2 separate regions of the Homo sapiens genome follow, and region 1 is linked to region 2. Evidence: chromatin loops called from intact Hi-C (ENCODE). Cell type or tissue: psoas muscle. All regions are shown on one strand.

Region 1 (5,000 bases), 790 kb after region 2:
GTTTCACCATGTCGGGCAAGCTGGTCTCAAACTCCTGACCTCAGGTGATCTGCCGGCCTCGGTCTCCCAAAGTGCTGGGATTACAGGCATGAGCCGCTGCATCCAGCCTATAATTATCTGTATCTCACAGATAGAGAAGCTGAGCACAGAATGGTTAGGCACTATACCTAAGGTTGCAGAGCAGCCAGGAATTAAAGAGGTCAGATTCCAATCCAGGCAACTCAGTGCCAGAGTCCAAGCTTCCATCTTCTGCTCTGCTTCCAGAAGATCACAGACCTGTCTATTTATCTGAAAACTGGAGGTGTTTAACCACACTGCCTCCATCCTTAAGGTTTAGTGAGTCCAGCATGCAGTGTCTTAGGTTTCAGGAAATACTGCCTGCACCCGGGGTTTATTCCCACGGGCCTGTGTCCAGCTTGTGTTTGTGTACACAGAGCACAGGAGCAGAGAAATTATCTCTAATTCTCTACAACTCTCCAGTCTCTCAGCAAAATTATTCACCTCCTGTTAGAGGCCAGAAGTGGATGCACAAATGGCATACATTTGAGCACAGTGGAGAGTCATTGTAGCATTGAGAGAAGACAGAGCACTGGATTTGGGGGCTACCATGGAGAGATCTCTCATAGAACTTTGTTTTTAAAATCTGCTCAATTAATTATCCTATTTACTAAAACTGTGGTTAAAGGACTGGCAAAATTGTATATTCCAGATGACCTGAAATCAATGGCAACAAACTATCCCTGAGGCAAGAAGCAAACACAATCAATTCCTCTTTGCTGTATGTATGTGCTTTTCTCTTTCTTTCTTCCTTCCTTTCTTCCTTCCTTCCTTCCTTCCTTCCTTCCTTCCTTCCTTCCTTCCTTCCTTCCTTTCTTTCTTTCTTTCTTTCTTTCTTTCTTTCTTTCTTTCTTTCTTTCTTTCTTTCTCTCTTTCTTTCTTTCTTCTTTCTTTCTTTCCTTCTTTTCTTCTCTCTCTGTTTCTTTCTTTCTCTTTCTTCCTTTCTCTCTCTCTCTCTTTTTTTATGGTCTCCTGGTCTCAGTGTGTAGATCCAGACTGGCAAGAAATGAGGTGACAATTTAGGGTGGGTAATGGAGGAATTTTGCAGACACATAAAAACCAGCACTGGGCTAACCCCAGGGATGCATATCCAAGACAGGATGGCTCATGTGGGTTTTTGTGTGTGTGGTTGGTTTTTGAAGGAGGGAAAAGGCTCTTGTAGTTGAAAAACAAGCAAATGGCCAACAATGCCCCCAACTCAAAGAGCAATTGTAGGCTCCACTATTTTCGAAACATTAAGGGGAGATCTTCAGGACTTCACAGGGAAAGATGATAGTTCCTTCCACAAGCATTTCTTCTACGCATTTCTACTACAAATCCCCACAGAGGGAGGTGGGGAAGGGGAGAAATGACTGGGAGGTGGGCACCCTAATGGGAATGCTTGTGACTTGGAATTCTTGTTAGGACGTTAATGGATTTTACAAAACTGATTTTTCTAAGGCAAAAAGAGGTTGAAGAGGTCTGTAGGTTGAGCAAGAGGGGCTGGGGGCCGCCCAGTGTCTGAGCCCAAAAGGAAAAAAGGGGAGAGGAGATGGAAAGAAACAGGGAGGGCATAACCCCAGCAAAGTGAGTCAGACTTCCCGAGAGCAGAGCCCAGAGGTCCAGCCGCCAAGTTAAGGCCAGCAGCTGTCCAGACATCATTTGCACCCAAAAGTCAAAGAGCTTGGACATGAGGCCAGCAGGGAAATGGTTCAGCCGCTTCAGAGCTGAAGGGGCCAGAACAAAGGTCTGGCTTCAGATTAGAGGATGGAAAACTGCAGTGGACTTTTGGGGTGACCTTCACCCTCATGGCAAGGCCTGGACCCTTACAGAGAGAAATGACAACAGACAGCCTCTCTCCGAGGCTGCAGACTGCTTTGCACCCTGACCTGGGAGCCAGCATGTGACCTCCCTCTGCCTCTACCAGTCTCTCTTCACCCCTGCAAGTCAGAACTGACCCGATGAAGCCAGGAGCTTAGTGACAGGATGTGAGGAGAACAGGAAGTCAGGGAGAGCGTCTTCAGTGAAGAAACTCCCCATACTTTTGCTCTTAGAAGTTCACAGAAGCAATGGGTAAGACACTTCAGTCTGATGATGATGACTGTTCTGGGCTTGGGGTGACAGTTGAAGATGCTGGAAGGTGAGAGTTGAAAGGAGTCAGCAAAAACAAAGCCTGTAAATCAAAAATTACGGCTAGGTTTTAAGATGTAAGTGCTAAATCAACCTGAGGAGTAAACAAGGAAATCAGATTCTTTCTCAGCATTTTAGATTTGGTAAGGAGAAGAGAGGGACCATGAAGGTTATGCCTGAGCAGGGCGGTGGGGGGTGATGTTGGCGCAGTGGGGCAGAGACATGGGCTTGGGATGAGGGCAAGCACATCCTCCATCCTTGGCCTGGGGCGCTTGGCTCTTGCCTCACCCTAAAGAGAACACACACATTTTGCCTGAAATGAACCCAGGCAGGCTGTAGGTGCTGTGCCACTTAGAGATTGGCAGTGCCCTCCCTGCCCCAGCCCCAGGCCCTGCAATTCTAAAAGAACACACAGTGGGTCAGGCTCCCAGAGTGTCCACAGTCCCCACAGCTCCCTCCATTTTGTCCCCACTTAGAAATGCACAGTTGTGGTTACATTTATAAAGGGGCAACTGTGACTCTGCTATCTTCTGTTTATCTATCTATCTATCTATCTATCTATCTGTCATCTATCTATCTGTCATCTATCTATCTATCTACCTATCTACCTACCTATCTATCTATTTATCTATCATCGGGAGTAGATGGACACACACACAGTCTCCTTCCTGTTTAAGTATCTCAGTCTATTGTCAGAGACACTCCACAACTGAGTTCTGAACACAGTGAAGAACAGCAGTTTCAGGCTACTTGAAAAGTGCCTTCCCACAGAAACCTCAGCTTAAGGAGGAGATCTGATCTGCAAATCCGTGGGCCTCAGCCTTAGGGTGTTGGGTTTCCTGTAAGGTCCTGTGCTTGCTGGTACCAGGTGGGAATGCCTGGGTATGTATCTGGGCTGCCGGGGCGCCCGGCCTCCACCATGCCAGGGTGACCTGAGAGCTCCCTCTAGTGGCTGTTCTGAGCACGCGTTTTTCATTTCCCATCCACCAAATTTCGAAAGAGGTAACTGCTAAGACAGGCCCTGTGTGAACTCATAGATCTGTGCTTAGACTCTTTTGTTGATAATGAAAATGAGAAAACTTATTGCATACCAGATCCCAAGTTTCATAATAACCACATGAAGTGGTATAATTGTTTCCACATTTTACAAATGAGGAGATGTAGCTCCCTAAATTGCCAAGATCACACAGATTGGGAGTTATGGCGCAGGATCTGACTGAAGAGCCGTATTCCAGGCCCATGCTCCTGGCCCTGTCCTCTCCTCCTCAGCCATGCAGAGAGCCCTGATCTGCCGAAATCACTGCCTCAGTCGCTTGGCCTGAAACAGAGGGCGCTCAACCAATTCCGCAACTAGCACTTTGATTTCTTTTTGAATCACCATTTTACTTGTTACCACATTTACTGTCCAAAGATGGTTCACTTTACAAAGTGAGCTCTTTTGACAAAGCTCTATGCTTGATTTTGTTACTATCACAAAAATCTTAGAAGTATTTTCTATTCTTCAGTTTCCTCCTATCTAAAATGTAAATAGCACATTCTTTTTTATTTCCTCCTACAGATAACTATTTTTTTTAGGCAAATGTAATGGACCTCTGGATTTTTGAAAGACCTCTATTAAATAAAGACCTGAAGCTGTTTTTTTTCCCCCTTGTTATTTGGAGAGTTAGATTCCTGAGGTTTGAAAGTACACTCATTTGGGAGCCAAAAAAGAATTATGTTGGCAACTGGGTTTGCCTTTTAGCAGCTGCCTGACCTGGGCAACACTTCACATTTCTGAATCCAGTTTCTTTGTATATATAAAAGAGAGGAATTTAACCAGATGAATTTTAAGCCTCCTACCAGCTAGAATATTAGGTGCTGGTGGGTTGTGAGAGAAAATATATGAAAACATACAGTAATGATTAGCAGGTGTTGATGACTGCCCTCGTGGAATAATGTACCACATACTCTACTTTCAAGCTATGGATAAATTGAGCCTATTTCTTAGATTTTGTGTGAAATGGGATGACTGGAACTGGCTTGGAATCCACAATAGGGATTATCAAATTGAAAATGAAATCCCCCAATATCCAGTTTCTGAGCAGTCCATCAGAACAAAAGTAAATTGGGATATATTCTGCAGTCCCTTGGGTTAAAACACTCATGTGCACATGGCCATATATATTAGTTGTGTATAGTGAAAACCTACAGAATGTGTTTAATAACATAGGTCACACATTATTTAGAAGGGTTTTTCTCCCCTTTCTTAATTTGAGTCACACTTAGCCTCCTCGGAAAAGCAGCAAAAGGCCAGGGTCAGAAATAGTCTTGTCAGTGTAACTCTTCATGGTTAATCTTTAGATAATGTGAGGGCAAGAAGTCAGAAGTAGAGTTTCTCTGGAAACCACTAACGAGCAGACTAAGGCCAGGGCTAATGAGAGGAGAAGAATGTTTGGATTCAGGACCTCCTGCAGACCAAATAGCAACTCTATTTTTCTAATTTCCAAGTGATCTACTTTTACAGGTTTATTATTATTAATATTATTTTTTAAGTCAAGTTATGTAAGATCAATCTTAGAGACTGGAAAAAAAGAAAACAATGTTCCCTGTAGGAATGAGAGGTATTAACATCAAATTTGCTCTCAACGAATCAGGTGTAAAAGGAATGTTTCGCAACACAATATAGGCTATATATGTCAAGCCCACAGCTAATGTCATACTCATCGGTGAAAAGTTGAAAGCTTTTCCTCTAAGATCAGGAACAAGACACGGATGCCCACTCTTACCATTTCTGTTCAACACAGTACTGGAAATCCTAGCCAGAAAAATTAGGCAAGGGAAAGAAATAAAAGGTA
Region 2 (5,000 bases):
CTTAGAAATATGTGAAAAATACCTAGAAAATATTAGACATACCAAGGTCAATGCTAAATGTAAAATGTATTTCTAAGAAAACTCTAAGTATGCAACCATATGGATTGATTAAAACTAGTTACTTAAAACCTCTTATGACTGTATTTTTCTTGTTTTTGAAAAATAAATGCAGTTTGCACTCTCCTTGCTTAGAACTTACGTATTCTATTTCACAAAAGTGCATGCTTGTGTTATTAAATGTGTGTGTGTGTGTGTGTGTATATACATATACATATATCTTGATCCCTAATCTCAGTTAGCTCCAAAGGTGTTCTAAATATATAAATGTTATAGGTCACAGTGTGATCTCTTAACACTATATTTTTTGGTTGAGTGTGGTGGCTCATGCCTGTAATCCCAGCACTTTGGGCGGCTGAGGTGGAAGGATAATTGGAGCCCAGGATTTTGAGATCAGCCAGGGCAACATAGTGAGACCCTGTCTCTACTGAAAATACAAAAAAATTATCCAGGTGTTGTGGCACGTGCCTGTAGTCCCTGCTACTTGGGAGGCTGAGGTGGGAGGATCTCTTGAGCCTGGGAGGTCGAGACTACAGTAAGCCAGGATTGCGCCACTGCACTCCAGCCTGGGTGACAGAGTGAGAGACCCTTTTTCAAAAAAGCCTACGTTTTTCACCAACACATTTCAAAATTACTTTTAAAATTATTATTGTTTTTAAAGATAGGTATGTGCCAAAATTAGAACTTTGGGTCCAAGAGCATCTCCACATTCACATAAAGAAACTTAAGTTCAGTAACTTGCTCAGGCTATAAAGTAGAAGAGTTAGGATTTGAACCCAGGTCAGAGGGCTCCAAAGCCCTTTCACTTTCCATCAAAAACATTTGATATTTTGCCAAAAATATCATGACTGTTTGTCCATTGCCATTTCATATCCTTCAAACAGCTATAAAGTGTGGAGAAATGATAACTTCATAACTCACGCTACAGCTCGCAGACACACTTAATTAGCTTAGGGACAAACAGTTGTGACATTATGAGTGGGAGTTGCAAGGCTGAGTTGAATGTACTGATGGGGATGTTGGTTAAAAACAAAAAGCCATTCTATTCTACATCGTGGCAATCTTTGTACTTCAAAAGTAGTAGTATTCTGAGACGTTTACTGTGTATTATAGATTTGAATCACAATTCAGCAATACTAGAGAAGGAGAAATCTACTTTTTCTAAATTTTCTCTACAGTGAAATAAAATGCTTTTGGAATATTTACTTGAGGAATGGGTTATCTGAATGTTCTCACTGAAACTCATTACACCGTATAGTGAAAATCTAGTTACAGGTAGTTGAAGTGTAGGTATAGATAGTATGTGATTCATAATGACGCATGTATGCCATGATTTACCTCAGTCACTGGACAGTAAGAATGTGATTAAGGAAGTTTCCTCTGCAACATTTCAAGATAAGTTAGCTGTTTTGAGCCACACAAATATTAAACTATGCATTGTGGCCAAGTGCCTATAATGCCAAAAGCACCTGTTTCAAATTGTGAGTAATATCTTATGTGTTACACTATTGAAATCTCCTTGTTACAGAATATTAATACTACCTATTGAAAAGAGTAAGAAATAAGAGTTTCTCATTTCCACCCTTTTGGATTTATTTCATCAAATGATGTGTTGATGAATAATGCCCTTTCTGTAAGATGGATAACTCATGGAAAGAAAGCCATTTGGACATGGATACTCAAGATTTTAAAGAATTTAGGAGGTGGCAGTGTGAATATCAAATAAGGTGCCACTTGTAGAGAGAGTATCTCAGAAAAGGAGCAGAGAATCATACAATAGAAAAGTGAAAAGCTGTTTCCTGTGGTAGATAGACTCTAAATAATGATTTTAGAGACAGACATAATAAATTAATTTATTGGTTCATTGAAGAAACATCCTGAGTTCCTATGACATGCTAGGCATTGTGCTGGTGGGGGCGAGGGTTGGGTGAGTAGTGGCGTATGGAGATGAAAAGATGCATCAGACATGGTCCTTGTCTTCATAGAACTTTCCACAGGGTAAAACTGGAAAAACCCTGCTGGGACAGAGTGGGCATCTATTCCGGCTTAGGCAAGCATATCTTATCCTATTGATATCTGTACAATATTATCCTTAAACTAGAAATACAATAATATGTTTTATTCTGACAATGAGGAATAATTTTCCATATTAAGGAATAGGTTAATCTCTAAATAGTATGCTATTTATTTTATCTTACTTTTTCCTCTGTGTTTTTAAATATTTAACAATTTAGGTAGCATCCTAGCAGGGCATCACTAGAGAAATAAAATGAAGCATTTTTAAGTAAATATATTTTACAGATCATTTGGAATTGTTTCAAAAACTTCATTAACTTTTAATGAACCAAAAATATAGTTCATTGGAATTAAATGTTCCATGTGAAGATATTTATTTCGGAAACTACATGACTAAACCAATGGTAAGTTGAAGTTAAAAAAGTGACCCCAAGAGAGGGACAATGTCATATTATTATTGTTATAACCCATATATGTTTAATAATGACCATGCAGGATGGTGCATATAGCAAATAACTAGGTAAAGTTTCTAGGAATTTTTATTCTATTTCTCTTCTTTCAATTCTAATGTATGGGCCAACTCATCATTTTAATACAGAGCTTTGAGAGAAAATGCATAAATGTAATTTTCTGTATGATCACTAGATGGCGCCATGCTTCCCTTAGAATGAAGCTGCTCAGGAATTTGCAAGTGCAGTTCTGAGTATTTCACATAGAAACCTGGAAGATGAGACAATTGTATTTCCCATAAGGTTTTGATTCACTAATATCATCAAAACAACAATTAGCACGTGTTACTTTGCATTCAAAAAGGGAGTAACGATTGGGTTTGTAAACAGTATATTGAAATAATCATTACTGAGGACAAAAGTGAAGCATGCCTCTAAGAGGTAATTCGGAAGGTCTCTTTTGCTTTCCAAAAACATACTAGTAACAAGGAAACATCTTATACTTGCTTGGAAAACTGGGTCCTAGTCAATGAGCTATGTCTTAAGGAATGGAAATACTGGCAAATGTGGTAAAGTTTACATAGCCATTTTCTGCAAACCAAGAAGATAAATTGCATTCTGCCTAGTCTTAGGCAAACAGTTGGGCCATTTACTGTTCCATCAAAAAAAGGATTGTCAGATCCCCAAAAGCACAAGGATGCATATAGAGTGTCCATTTAAACTTCCTGATCAAAGATATACACTCGTGAAGGTGGAGTGGAAGACTTCTTTATAGGAGTATGATTCATGTTTATAAAATTGGAGACACTTAGAAAGTTGAGTTAAAAGTGACTCAAAGGATATCTTTTCATTGCCCTTTTTATAGATGGAAAAACATGGATGTAGCTGTTTCATACAGCTAAGACACTAGTGCATCAAAACACAATACATTTGTGAGACATCTTGTTATGATTTCAAAGCAGTTTGTCAATAAATGTGTATGTTCAATGGTTACAGTTTGGGATGGTAAGACATCATCAGCTCAGAATAGTAACATCCTTCCCTTTATCTTTTTTATAGAACTTTAAACCTGGATGCAATTTTAAGATCATATGCATCATTTTTTCTATATGGTGATTACATTCTAGATAAATTAATTTGTGATACACTCTGGACTTTTTGTATTACATCAAGTTGAAGTTTCCTTTTGTGGACTTAGAAACAAAAAATTTGCAGTAATAAAAATGAAAAGAGATTATGCAAAAATAATTACTAATGACCATGTTTCTTAGGTGATGAATTTAATTGAGTGTTGGTATTTTAAGAATACGTGCATCAAGCAAATTATAATGTAACCAAATATCCAGAGATTTGAGGAGGAATATCAGGTTATTATCACATTTCAGAGCTGAATTTTTCTTCTTTGGTTCATTGACTGCATTGAATCTTTGTTTTGTGGGTGATATAAACTTTTTCATTTCATTCCTTGCTCTAGGAGTGACTCTGGGGAATCATTAGGTACATGCTTGTTGGTTTTCCATAATAATTATCTCTGAGCCCTAATGGTTTCTGGATTTGGCCTCTCTTCACTTTCTCCAACTTTAGGCAGGAGTTCAGAATGGCCTTCAGTTGCAAAGAGAAGTATAAATCCAACTTACCATCTAGTCTCTTTCTGTGTGGTCTTGGCAAATTTTTTAATCCTGGCTAGGCATGCTGTTACTGGCAGAAATGAGGTTCTGCCTCAACTTTAGCTCCAGCCCTGCCGTTAGCCTGAAGACTTTCCAAGATTTAGGGAGGGTCCATGAATATCTCATCTTCAAGAGTGTGCTATAGAGTTATCGAGCAACTCAGATCTTTTAAAAATCTTGAGTTTAGGAATCATACATTTAAATGTCAGTTCTCCTAGAAAATGAAGATTTTAATCCTTTAGAAAAAAATCTAGGGACAAGGAATTCTAGCATTTCCTAAAGATTCCATCATAAGTAGTGCTTTTAATGTAAAGGGTTTCTTTGAAAAAAATTATTTCTTTACTTTTTTTTTTTTTTTCCTTGAGACAGGGTCTCCCTTTGTCACCCAGGCTGGAGTGGAGTGGTATGATCATGGCTCCTGCAGCCTCTACTTGCTGGGCTCCAGTGATCCTCCCACCTCAGCCTCTCAAATAGCTGGGACTACGGGCTCACACCACCACACCTGTCTCATTTTTGTATTTTTTGTAGAGAAGGGGTTTGGACATGTTACCCAGGCTGGTCTTGAATTCTTGGGCTCAAGTAGTCCTTCTGCCTCCATCTCCCGAAGTGTTGGGATTACAGGTGTGAGTCGTCATGCCTGGCTGTAAAATTGTATTATATTTCTAATATGAAGAAATACTTGGTTTCTCTTTACTGTTTAGAAAGATAATTATCATGATTGTTTTCTTTATTAACTCCTATATGATACTTTGTATTTTTATCCCCTGCTACTCACCCCAAGCTTATTTTTATAATTAGAAAGGAATCAAGC

Evidence for each region. Hi-C counts contacts between places; a loop is a spot of excess contacts. Peaks named below come from ENCODE experiments on the same cell type or tissue, not always from the same donor. Only the 100,000 strongest peaks of a DNase experiment are listed, where the experiment ranks them.
Region 1: a loop joins it to region 2, with 4 times the contacts of the local background. A loop is called at or near these places in 8 of 110 quality-filtered maps.

The regions. Positions count from the first base shown.
Region 1 is chr5:58,884,931-58,889,930 of GRCh38, reverse strand. No RefSeq gene overlaps it. Among named protein-coding and RNA genes, the nearest start is that of PDE4D-AS1, 150 kb to the left of the region's middle. In psoas muscle, a CTCF peak has its summit at 3,112 (motif pointing left); DNase peaks (open chromatin) are centred at 1,650 and 3,070; H3K27ac peaks cover 1,336 bases.
Region 2 is chr5:59,671,358-59,676,357 of GRCh38, reverse strand. The region is part of intron 1 of PDE4D (phosphodiesterase 4D); the gene reads left to right. Among named protein-coding and RNA genes, the nearest start is that of MIR582, 30 kb to the left of the region's middle. In psoas muscle, a CTCF peak has its summit at 2,717 (motif pointing right); no DNase peak of the experiment used is centred here.